2 separate regions of the Homo sapiens genome follow, and region 2 is linked to region 1. A link is a loop called in an ENCODE intact Hi-C map of the cell type or tissue named here. Cell type or tissue: PC-3. All regions are shown on one strand. Links, peaks and the distances in the headings refer to the core of each region. The heading gives the core; the rest is flanking DNA.

Region 1 (6,469 bases), core at 916-5,915:
AGCTATTCCCATAACTTTAATACAGTCATTTTCCCAATATGAGAACATGAATTTCTCCCATTGGCTTCCTAATGGTTTTCTGTCACTCAGAGTAAAATTCAGCTTCTTTACTTACTAAGGCCTACAAAGCACTGCACCGTATGTCTTTCATGTTCTAAGGCTTTTGCATTTGTTGGTCCCTGTGCTTGAAACTGTCTTGCCTTAGGTAAGCTGTGCACCTCTCCCTGACCTCATTAGAGATGTCTTTCCAGATGACCTCCCATACTTGAGAACATCTACACACACACACACACACACACACACACACACACACACACACACACACACACACAGATATTGCCCTTCCTCCTTGCTGGCTTATTTTTTCTCTATAGCAGTGATCAACAGCTAACATCTTAACATCTAATATAGTTTTCTTTATTTTTTCTTTCTCCCAGTATAATGTTAGTGCCTGAGAATGGTAGCTTAATGTTATCTGCTTTATCCCCACTGCCTAGCACATAGCAGGGATGCAATAAATATTTGATTCTCAAACATTGAATTGGGGGACATATCTGATATTCTTTATGTTAGTAATTTTATAATTTTCACAGCATTAGAACTTCATATGTGATATCTTGGTGGTTACCCTAATATTGTCTTTGTTAAGTATACTTTTCTAAACAAAGTTCCTGACAAAAAAAAAAATGTGGTGTTGTGTTTTACTTTTCACGCCAACAGGAATAGCACTATGCAGAAAAAATATGTCTTTCTATGTAGAATATTTAGAATAAAAGGTTTTTGGAAAGATCCCTTACTCAAATAATGAAGTGGCTATTCAATATTAATACTTAGTATATTTCAGTTGTTCTTTGCTTTGGAAATTAGGGCTTTGGAACATATGTGAGAATTAGGTATTACTTCAGTATTAGGAGGTCTTCTACTTGCTGACAGAATACTTCGTTTGTGCCAGTTCTGGCCATCATTCATTATTATTAATAGTAGTATATAAGCATGGTAATGCTAATTCAATAGGTTTTCCAGGTTTTTTCTCCCTCTTGTTATTATCTTTTATTTTGAAGTTTGCCTTTATTTCAAGTTGTATTTGTGGGTATTCAGAATTATTGTACCTGTGTATAACTCAGTGGTTCAAAAGTCATTAGTCTTTAATAAATTAGAATTTATTTTAAAAATTCAAGATCTGAAAACATCATTTCATTGACTCTCAAGTAATGTTAATGCCAAGTTTTGAAAAGCAATTTTTCTTTTTGGAGGCAGTAATTTTGAGTAATTGGATTCCATGAAAAAAATGGATTCAGGAGCTAATTGTGTACCAGGTTTACTGGCATTTGTGCAAAACAACATTTAGCAACTGTCAGTGACAATACTCATCTAATTTCTCTTTATCACCAGCTGGTCAATCACGTATCTTCATCAATACAAGTATTTTAATTTCCTCTTTCAGGTATCCTCTTTGTGTGTTTTCTTCCTTCTCACTCTCCCTTCTCTCCTTATTTTAAGCTACTTTAGAAAATAGTAATACTTTACTGATGTGTAAGATGCAAATCACTTTGGAAGTGAGAAGGTGGATATTTATACATTTGTTCTATGACGGGGTTTCTAAGTCTGTCCCACTGGGAATGGTTAGTACATTCCATAGCTGTAAGGGAAAAATCCACTTTTCCCAGAAATAAAGGTCAAGAGACATGGAACAACTCTTTTATTATTTGCTTTCAAAACAGAGGGAATATGATTTATGTCGAATATAAGCTTATGTCATAGCTGTGCAGGTGCTGCCGTGAAGCTGTGACCCCTGTCTAATCCCCATAACGACACTGGGCATTGACCACATTTGCTTTGTAGTTACTGAGCTGCTTTCCCAGGGGCCTTCTAGTTTCTGAACCCAGCCGCTGGGTAGCTGGTCGACCCGTGCTTGGTGCAAGAACATTGTTTTGTAAGTGCAACCTGAAATACATTTTATAACCCCTGCCTAAGTTAAATGACTGTAGGTCTGTGACGGAGCCTCTGTGATTGAATCAAAGTCTCCTCTTAACTCCTTTTTTTCCTTCATGAATTTAGTAGTCGGCTGTAAATAGTTTTTTCTGCTTTATTTTTTATTGCGTTAAACATAATCACAATGATTTATTTCAAAAACACTAAACAGTTGCTTGATATTTACAAGATAAAATGTAATACTGACTTTAATACATCATTGCCTGATTTACTTATATAATTTTTATTTATCGTTGTAAGATAGTTAACATTTTTCCATGTTGCTTCAATATTTTTCCCCTTAAAGATTAATGACTTGGTAAAATTTGCAGTAATCACACAAAAAATTTGTTTTCCAATTTCATTCTGTCTTCCAACATTTTGATCTCCCAGAGTTTTAATATTTTTTAAGTTTCCTATGTGTTATGAATTGTAAAATAAAACAAAAATCCCCCAAAACAAAAAAAGACAGCTATATTAAAAGTATCAACTTTATTTTAAATCTTATTAATGCTTTTTATAATGGGAGGGAAGATATATATATTTAAATGACCATGTAAAGCAAAGTGAGGAAGTTAGGAACCAGGACGCTGAAGCTAAACTGAAGTTGAATCTCAGCTCTATCATGTCCCAGCTCTGTGATTTTGTTAATCTCTCAAAATCTGCCTCATCTGTAAAAAAAGGTGAATGATAGTAAAACTATCTGTTGCATAGCTGTTGTGATTATTAAATGAGTTAGCATTTGCAAAGCCCTACATAAATATTTGCTGTGTAGATAATGTTTAATTTTGTCAAGAACTTTTAAAAGATGTGTTTTGAGTCATTCATACAGGCACACACACAGGTTATTACAATTTTATCAAGAAATTATTAGCCTTGTCTTAAATCTCAAAAAATTTGAATTGACGGTGAATATGTGGAAAGTGACAATATACAAGGTTATCCACTATTGGAAGGTGTGTGTGGAACAGAACAGAACTAGATCACATAGCTGTGGAGAACAAAAGCTCAAGAAGAAAAAAATTCAAAATGAGTTTATATTTTTCTCACAATAACTGTGGGCACCCTTCAAGCTTCAGTTAAGTGATGACAACATAATTAGACAGTAAAATATTCTGTTTCTGAACTGTTCTTTGTGTGACCTTCAGTTATCTCTGAGGATCCTCAGGTTTCTTAAGGTTTCCTTAGGCTGTCTGTTTAATCTGATTTTTCTGAAAAATGTACATGAATAAATAGGCCCTCCAACCAAAAATATTAATATTTAACATTTAGCCAAAGAGGTAGCAAATATTATTTTCAAACAAAATGAAGTAAGATAGAAGAGCTGAGACAATATAATATTCTGCTTAGAGGGAAACAGTAGGTTGCCACTGATTTTTAGTCCTGTGTTTTGAAAACTATTTGAGATAGAAGGACTAAAATTGCAATGAAGATTACTGCAACACAGTTACTTGGTCCTCCTATCATTAATTGATTAAAGGTAATTGCCAGGGAGTCACCTCTGGAGGGCAGTGCAGTCTTATATTTGTTGCAGGAGCTCCAGGTACCTTTAAATTTTCCAGAAGTTCATTTCAAAGATTCTTGGCCTTGTGAGATGTGAGTCATTCCCCGTTTTAAATACTCAAAGGGAACGTAAAGGTGAAAACAAACTCTTTTTCGTTATGATGGTTAGCATGCTAGATTCAGGGAAAATGACGGGAAATAGGACTTACCATATAGAGTTAGTGAATCTCGGTGTGCAAATAAGGAGCTGGCTGATGTTTGTTTTTTTCCCCCCTTTTCCCCACTTTGGTTCAGATACTTGTGAACCTCCATTTCATGATCCTTGTTTTTGTCTCTGTCTTACTCTAAAATACAAATCTGTATCTTCTAAGAAAATCTTTTAACAGCCTCACCATATAGGGTGTTGCAGAAGGTCAGCTCGGCGGCCAGCAAAATATCTTCCAGTACCTTAACAAATCAGCAAAATATTTTGAGAAATGCTTTACTTTTATGAACAAATACCCTGCTAGTTATTGGATTTGTCATAGCATCTAAGGTTTCTCTCATAACCATACTGACCTTCATGTGCTATTGTATTACAAAACCAACTCTTTATGTAATCAAACCTAAGGAAGAATGCTTAATTAGCTATACATGACCCTGTGTTATGATACAGGCATACAAAAGTTATTTTCTTCAGCACTATCTAGCTATTGTACAAAGAAACTTCTTTATAAAGTAAGACATGGGATATTTGATGTCTCAGGAGTAAAGTAATATTGGGATTTTTTTTTTTCCTCTGCAAGCTGTTTGAGAGCTTTCAGCAGGGGGATACCGTATTTAAAGGTAGCCTAAGATCTCATAACTCCATGTGTCACAAAAACTGTGTAGGTTATGAAAGACTTTTCTCGTGAGCAAAACAACTGTGCTTTTTAGCTCTAAATCATGACATAGTCTTGTTATACCACAAAGAATTAAAGAATGTTAAGTAAATGACTTTCTTCCCTCCCTCTGTGCCTCTGAGGATAGTTATTAATGCCGATTCTTGCTGCTGAGTGATCCTGAAGCTACTGTGGCAACCTTTTTATTCCCTGAGTGCAAATGAATCCTCTATGAGGTAATTGAAGGAAATTGATGACATTATTTGCTGTATCTTGGGTATCAACAGCATATAAATGAAAAACACAGCAGAATGCCTGGCCTGTGTTACCACATTGACCTACACATTTGGATCTGAAAGATCTCGAGCTATTTTCTGCCTAAGCAGACTTTGCACCTTTGTGTTTTATAGTGAAGTAGCAGGTACACAACTTTTTAAAATCATGAACTCCTAGCATTGGATTACCACCACCTGGTGTAAGGGATAGGTTTTATAGAAACACAAAGAGCATGGACTTATTCTTTTCATTTTTGTTCTTCTTTGCCAATTTTAATGTTATCTTCACAATCTGAACAGTGTGACCTGTTTCACCTTCTTTTATTTTGAATGTTAGTGTATGCACATTCTAAGCCAAGGGTGGCTTTACCCTTTAAGTTAAATTAAACCATTTGGGACTTAGCAAATTCTGGGTTGTATGTTTTAAGGTGAAAAAAAAGCACTAAAAAGAAAATTTAAAAGAAATTTTATCATCATATAGGGTGTGGATGAATGATTCAAATAGAAAACCTATTTTAAATCAGCCCTACTGAATGAACTATACTAAAAGGACATTTATTTACCTAGTTAGGGAAAAAAGTCACTTTAAATATGGTCTCTAGTTACTTTTCTTCCCATTTATTACATTTGCCACTTCATTGTGACCTTACTATGACCTTGTAGTTTATGGGCTAAAGGTAACCATTATGCAATAATGAAAATATGCAGGCCAGTCTTTACCACCTTGAAAAAATTGGTTTCTTATATTTTGTTTAAATTAACACACTTTGCTATTTATAAAGCTCTGCTCTACGGTGCTTGAAAGAGGAGAGAAGAATTAATCGCAACTAATGTGCAGATTTAGGCTTTTAGAGACTGTGTTTAGTGGAGGTGAGTCAGCAGGCCTTGTTATATTAATTATAGTGGTTTGATTCTCTACTGGTTTTGATTCACAGAGATATGCGCTGTACGTAAGAATTAAAGCATCAATTGCTTAGGAGAAAAAGGAACTTAAAAATCAAACCATTAATACCTATCTTTGCTTTCTTCTTTTGTCTAATTTGTTTTATTTTAGTTATCCAGGCCCAGATTTCCTCCACTTTCCCTTTGCCTTGATCCCAAAACCTGACCTCTGTGAAAAAGGCAATTCATCAATTGGATGTGGTGAGGGAAATGCCCTTCAGAAGGATCTAAAACAGGCAATACAAAAAGCTTTAGACAGTCAACACATCGGGGCACGTAAGCTCTGATGTGACTTGTTATCTCTGAGACCAGTGTTTGCATTCTTCCTGGTTTGTTCCTTAGGCTTGGAAATGCACTGAAACCACAGCTGGTCTTGAAGAGCCATAGAGGATGTGATACAAGGAATGATAAATTAATAATTACAGATCCTCAATCTGCTTATTGTCAGTCATTTTTTCTACCACCAGTTACAAATCCAGTCTTTATTCTCAAACAGAAGTGATGATAATTATCCTTGGTAAAATAACTTTCACATAATGTTGATTGCAGACAGTCACCAAGGGCTATGCTCCAAGTACACTTCTCACCATTTTTATACATGAAATAAAAACTCTTATTATCTCCACTTGTCCATGAGGAAACCAATGTACAGAGAAATTAAGTACCCTTCTCAGGGTTACACAGAAATTCAAGAGCTGGATTTTTACCACAAAGGATGGTTTAGAGCCTCTGGTCTTAACCTTCCAAGAGTCTGGGTTCTTGGGAATCTTCATTTTCAACATAGGCTCTTTATACTACCAGAACTAGCATGTTCTTCAGATATTCAAAACGGAGACTTTTAATAAGTTCATTATTAAAGAAGTGAATAATTTAGGATTAAAAAAATTCTGTTAAAAATGGGTTGCTCATAATTAATGA
Region 2 (6,469 bases), core at 938-5,937, 220 kb after region 1:
TTTTGTGGAAAATAAGCAGAAGCCATTTGATTCAGAATGCCTTTGCTAAGCTCTATGATTAGCAATGTATTTCCTATGATTTTGGGTTATATAAATTTAAATTTGCATTAATATCTGGAACAACATTTGGGTAAATATTTTTCCCATAGTTTTTAAACAATACCTAACTACCAGAACTATCTTGCATGAAGCACAAAATTTCTGTAGTGGTTTGACTACAGATCTATTACTAGGGTGATAGCCAAACTTGTAGTATTATTATTGCAGCTTTGAGGTGTATAAGATGTTTCTTTAAAACCTCAAGGTTTTAAAACATTCAGAATAAACTATATCAACCCACACATTAACAAACATTTAAATGTCAAATAAGCAGAATATCCTTTAATTTCTAACCATCCCTTTGCAAAACCCATTCCAATGTTGGTTTCTATAAAATATACTGGGGCCTTGTTAGTTTATACATACAGGATATATGTATATGTATATATATATATATATATATATATATGTAAGCTTAGAATTATGTAGCAACTGCTGCACAGATTGGAACAGTCTATGTATGTCTTTCGCTATAATTTATTAAAAGAAATTTCAATTCAATAAGTATTTGTTCTATTTGTAGCTTATTGAAGGGTATACAATCTCTGTCTCATGGAAAAAGAGATAATTTAGGAGAACACTCCTGAATCTTTTACTATGGAATATTATACAGGATCTTTCATTAGGACCATTCTAAATTAATATTTACCATATTATTAAATATGCAAGATAAAAAACACTGAAAAATAATATTGTATATGTGACAATGGCAAAGCTAACTGTAACCTGTCTAGTGCTCATTATTCTCGTCTGTGAAATGGGGATAATAGTAAAGCTGTGTATTCAAAGAGAAAGTCCATCCAAAAGTCATAGCTAGCGCTCAGCATATGTTGCTCATTTTAAAGTGCCATCATTCTTATTTATATTTTTGTTTTCCAGTTGACTGCGTATTGTGAAGAGCAAGCAACAAAGTCTAAAATTAGTATATCAATCTAGTGAAAATACTTAGAACTTGTTTTATATGGTGTTCTCCTGTCATGTTCTATTTCCTAATTATGTTTTATTTTAGATGAAATACACTATGATAATTTTTAACCTAATTCATTCAACCATTATAGCAGAGAGGTAGCTTGGAAATTTGTTTGTCACAGGGACATCCCACCATGTGAGAATAAAAATTGGGCCGGGCGCAGTGGCTCACACCTGTAATCCCAGAACTTTGGGAGGCCGAGGCGGGTGGATCACCTGAGGTTGGGAGTTCGAGACCAGCCTGACCAATATAGAGAAACCTCCTCTCTACTAAAAATACAAAATTAGCTGGGCGTGGTGGCACATACCTGTAATACCAGCTACTCAGGAGGCTGAGGCAGGAGAATCGCTTGAACCCGGGAGGCGAAAGTTGCAATGAGCCGAGATCACGCCATTGCACTCCAGCCTGGGCAACAAGAGCAAAATTCTGTCTCAAAAAAATAAATAAATAAATAAAATAAAATAAAATTTGGCTATAGATTGATTCTCAGGAGTTCGCAAACTTTCTGTTAGGGGCAGATAATAAATATTTGAGATTTTGCAGCCTGTACTATCTCTGTGGCATTCAATTCTGACTTTTTAGTGCAAAAGCAGCTATACACAGTAAGTCAATGAATGAGAGTGGCTGTGTTCCAATTAATTTTATTTGTAAACACTGAAATTTGAATTTCATATATTTTTATGTCACAAAATATTTTCCTTTAAAAAATTGTTTTCCCAACCATTAAAAATGTAACAATCATTCTTAGGTTGCAGGCCATAAAAAATTAGGCAGGCTGGATTTGACCCATGAGCCACAGTTTCCTAACTCCTGTTCTGCATAGTTACCTTCATTATAAATATTTTCAATAATTTCTTATACTTTTGATTGTACAAAGAGGTATGGCTTCAAATTACAGACTGATATCTCAGAGCTGTGCTTAAAGTATTGAGAAGCATTCTGTAATGCTGATGGTTTTCTCAATATTGGCTAATTCTATAAACAGATACTATGAGTTCTGCCAGAAATAGAAATTCTAATGACAGTCTAATTAAATAGAAGCCATGGAGAAGAATTATTACATTTTCTTATGCCAAATTATAAATGTCTTCAATTAATGCACAGATATTTATTTATTTATGTATATGTAAAAAGTGGATTTTCTGACAGCCTCAGGCTCCTCTTTGTGGTAGAACCTTCTGTTTCTCTAATTAGTTGTGCCTTAATGGCCAGTAATTGTCTTTTATAATGCACAGGGAACCTAAAAAAAAACTGAAGGAAAAAAAATAGACCATCACAGTCTATCTTTTCAAATCTTTTCTCATGCTGTCAAAAAACAGCTGCCTCTTACTTTTTGTTACTACTTTCTTCAATTAAAAAGTAATCTCAAAATTTATGAATAATACACCCAAACCTCATTAACACTGTTTACAGTTAATTATGATTTAGTATCTCTCTCTGTCTGATATAACCCAATGGGATTTAGTTAATCAAGTACCGAAGATGACTTCATTACCAGGCAGTCTTTACCTGTGAATCAGTAGATTCACAGATTGGAGAGTACAGCCATAGTGAATTTAAGAAAAACAAAAACAAAAACAAAAAAAAATGCTAATTGCCTAGACTCAATAGAATTTTGTATAGCTAAAAGAAAAGGGTGAAATATTAAATTTGGAATTCTTAAGTACAGAATTGTTCCTTAAAAAGAGTGCTGAAATACACACTTTAAGAAAGATGCTTTAGACTTACCTGAAAATACACAAGTGTGTCAAAATATGAAGAAATATATTCAATTACACATATCTCTGTGGAATATATTGACAATTATGAACAAATGTTTTTCTTCACCTTTAAAAACAAAAATATGTAATATTATTTTAACAAAAACTTTTCAGTCTCATCTGTATCAAGGCATACTCCAGAATGAAATGTGTAGAAATAAAATGAAATGCCTATTTTGTAGAAGTCAAATAGAATCAGAATGGAGTGGTTGAGATCATGGACTCTGGAGCTGGACGGTGTGTGTTCTAATTCCTGTTGTACCTGTTAGTGGGTGTGTGACCTTGGCCAAGCTCCTCTGTGGCCTCCATTTTCCTCATTTGTAAGTAAGAATCCCAAGCACGTCTACTCCATAGGTTACTAGATATTGCAACCTCATAATGTTGTAAAGAACAAATGAATGAATATTTACTTTATAAAGCATTCAGAACGATGTTTGTTATACAGTAAGTGCTGTAATTAGTGTTGGTTCCATAATTTAAATTAGAATAAGAGAAACTCGGGAGACTGGCCAAAATTATGCTGTTACTCTTTGTGCTTACCCATGTTTGTAAAGCCAAACTTGGAATCAGTACATTTAGGGAAGTCACATTTTATTAGAATGCTTAGGACCTCAAAACTCACCTATTTTAAAACTCACATATCCAAAGTGCTTCCTGACAAAGGATACTGGATATTTCTCTTTAGGAGCAAAAGTGGTGCCACCATGTGGCAATAACATAAATATAGCTGCCAATCCATTTAGCTTGGCAAGGCTTATATGAGCACATTACATGAATTTTTAAAATGTTTTAACGTTCAATTTTTTTCTAAATTGTATGTACAAAGTATAACTTTATTATTTTTAATTCAGCATTTTAAAATTCCCATAATTTCAGTTCTCATAAAACAAGAGTGGCATTTTCTTTGAAAAAACAGTAATGTAATTTGCCTGTGATTTGAATTTGGCAAAATAAACAAATAATGCCCTTATAACACTGATTTTCAAACTGAGTTCCATGGAGCCTGCATTCCCTGGGGGAAAGGAATAGCGGAGGAAGTGAGTGGATAGAACCTTGGTTCCTCCTCTCCGTCTTTTCTAAAACATTTCCACTTTTGCTGGTTTTATATGTTGGAACTGTTCGTAAGATTTTATTTGAAGAAAATAAGAAAATATCCAGCCGTTTAAAGAAATGTTTTTCTTTTCTAAAAGCCAGTGCAGTCCTATATTAGGAGTTTCAGTGGGGCTTTAAAACTTTATTTTATTTTTTATTTTTTATTTTTTTTTTTGGTAATAAAGATTTACTCAGAACTAGAAAACAGCTAAATTCTGGAGAAGAGGTAAGATGCATTGGTTGAAACCCTATTCCTGTTATGCAGGACTGAAAAGATTAGAGCAGAGAAAAGGCAAAGACATGGTCTGAATCGCAGAAGAAAAGAAGGAAGGTATATCACACATGGCATTTCAGCTTTGTTTCTCCTACTTTTCCCGCATATTTTCATGTATGTTGTTGTCTTAAACATATTAAGCATTGAGGCTTTCAGAAAATATTCAACTGTTTTGTGCTGGCTAAAGGTAATTGTTTCCTGGTGGCAGGAGGCATGAACCAATGAAACTTTTTTTTTTTTTTCTGTCAAAATAGCACATAATGATGTACTTTTTGTAAGCAAGAATTCCTGATAGAAGAGTGGGAACACATTTTTGAAAAAGTTTATTTGCTGAGTAATATGTTTAGAAAGAATGTTGTTAGAGAAGGATATTTGCTAAGAAAAATCATTTATTCAACTAATATTTATTAAACTTACAGTATAAGCTACATAATATACTAGGTTCCGGAGTTATAAGGGAATCCCTTGCCTCAAATATTAGGGTTTCATAATGAGAGGGAAGTTTTGTTAGTCATTTGAAATAGCTATTTGAAATAGTCAAATTTGAAATTTGACTATTTTGTCATATTCATAAATATGTCATATTCACAAATATGACTATTTGTCATATTCAAATATGACAAATAGCTATTTCAAATGACTAACAAAACTTCCCTCTCATTATGAAACCCTATATTTGAGGCAGAGGATTTCCTTATAACTCCAAGTATTTGTCTGTGACCTAGAAGAATATATAAGTTGTAGAAAAAAATACGGGAAAGGGGACGGTTTGCACCATCTTCCTCGTAGTTCCTTTAGAAGTGAATTTACTTTAGATCCCAGAGGAAGAGTATTAGATCTGGCCACAGAAGTAACTCTTTTATATTATTACCTATATTTTCTATTTTAAAACATTAAAATTTTGAATCTTCTCAAGATTTCATTTTTAGGTACATTTATATCAAATTGAATTTTAATCTCAAATTACAAAATAATATGGATTACAAACTAATATATAGGTTCTTAGCTTCTATTACCTTGGAGTCCCATAAATTGGCTTGATTTTGTTTCCGTAGTGCAAGGAGCTGAATAAAGCTTTTACTCAGTTCTTAAATAGTAAAGAACTAGCAAACATTGCGATACTTTAGAACTAAGTGGCCATTACAGATTAGTTAGCAGTTCATGTTTGTGTTATGGTTTGTTATGACTGCTTAATTCAAAAGCATATTTGCAGACAGGGAGTTTGGATTAAGTAAATCAAAATAGTAAAGGCTTTGATTAAGAAGTTAGCTTGCTTTAACTTAAATGTTGATATTTCAAGGCCTACTGATATTTTAGTCATTTGCGGTTATTTTTGTTTCCTGTTCAGACCCCTGGGAAATAAGAGAATAGTAAATCAAAGCCCAGGTTGCTTTTTGCATTTTTTTCCTTTTCATTTATGCCATGTAGTAGTTGACTTTAAGAAACTAAAGACATGGATAACTTGAACAGAATCACTGTGAGGGAGAATTGTATTTCTGGATTAATCAATTTAAATAATTCTTGTTATAAAATGATTCTTTTCATGTTTGATAATTTAGTAATTCTTTTTATTCCACGATAATGTTATCGTAACTAGTGGAAAAGCAGCTAAAAATATCTGCATTACTAAAGTCCAATTTGGGCAGTATTGTTATCAAACTGAGGCTATGTTGTTTGTGTCTAGGGATCGCTAGGGCGTTGCTTCATCAGCCAGAAACCTCTGTGACAGGTGGTGCCTTCTGCCTGAGTATTGCTAGTGCCCGTTTCTTTCCACCCACTCGGCTCAACAGGCTGCACTCGGCTCGTGCTGCCAGCCCAGAACCCACACCTGCCAAGTACGAGCAAGGCGTGGAGCGGTGAGGGGTGTGTGTGTGATTGAGTGCAGGGTCTAGCCACTGCACACAGCTGGGCACACTGGCTGCTGTGGTGGGGCAGGCAGCTCCAGGCAACAACACAGGTGCCAGCTCCATGTGAGGAGGCTGAGGCTGGAGCACATGTACTGCACGCGGCTTCTGCTATGGGCATCCGTGTCTGGATGAGGGGAACATGGTGGCACCCAGAAGCTTGGAGATGCCTGGAACCACTGAACCCCAAAGAGAGTGTCACAGCCCCCTGGCTCAGGGAGCCCCTGGGCCTGGGCTCCCCAAAGGGCCACAGCTCTTCTCCCCTTCTCATCGCCCACAACATGGCAAGCGGGAGGGTGTGTTTCAGCCCTGTTCGTGTTAACAGCTCTTTTAGTCCCACCATTTGATGTGTCCCGAGTTCTTGTTTCAT

Evidence for each region. Peaks named below come from ENCODE experiments on the same cell type or tissue, not always from the same donor. Only the 100,000 strongest peaks of a DNase experiment are listed, where the experiment ranks them.
Region 2: it touches region 1 in a loop (10-fold over the local background); 83 of 110 quality-filtered maps call a loop at or near these places.

Annotation. Positions count from the first base shown.
Region 1 is chr7:18,349,031-18,355,499 of GRCh38, forward strand. It overlaps a transcript of HDAC9 not described here. Among named protein-coding and RNA genes, the nearest start is that of HDAC9, 140 kb to the right of the region's middle. In PC-3, for the core only: a CTCF peak has its summit at 3,475 (motif pointing right); a DNase peak (open chromatin) is centred at 3,521; H3K4me3 peaks cover 477 bases; H3K27ac peaks cover 389 bases.
Region 2 is chr7:18,567,546-18,574,014 of GRCh38, forward strand. All of the region lies in intron 2 of HDAC9 (histone deacetylase 9), which reads left to right. Among named protein-coding and RNA genes, the nearest start is that of HDAC9, 75 kb to the left of the region's middle. RefSeq lists an enhancer at 6,148-6,469. In PC-3, for the core only: CTCF peaks have their summits at 3,539 (motif pointing left) and 3,740; a DNase peak (open chromatin) is centred at 3,516.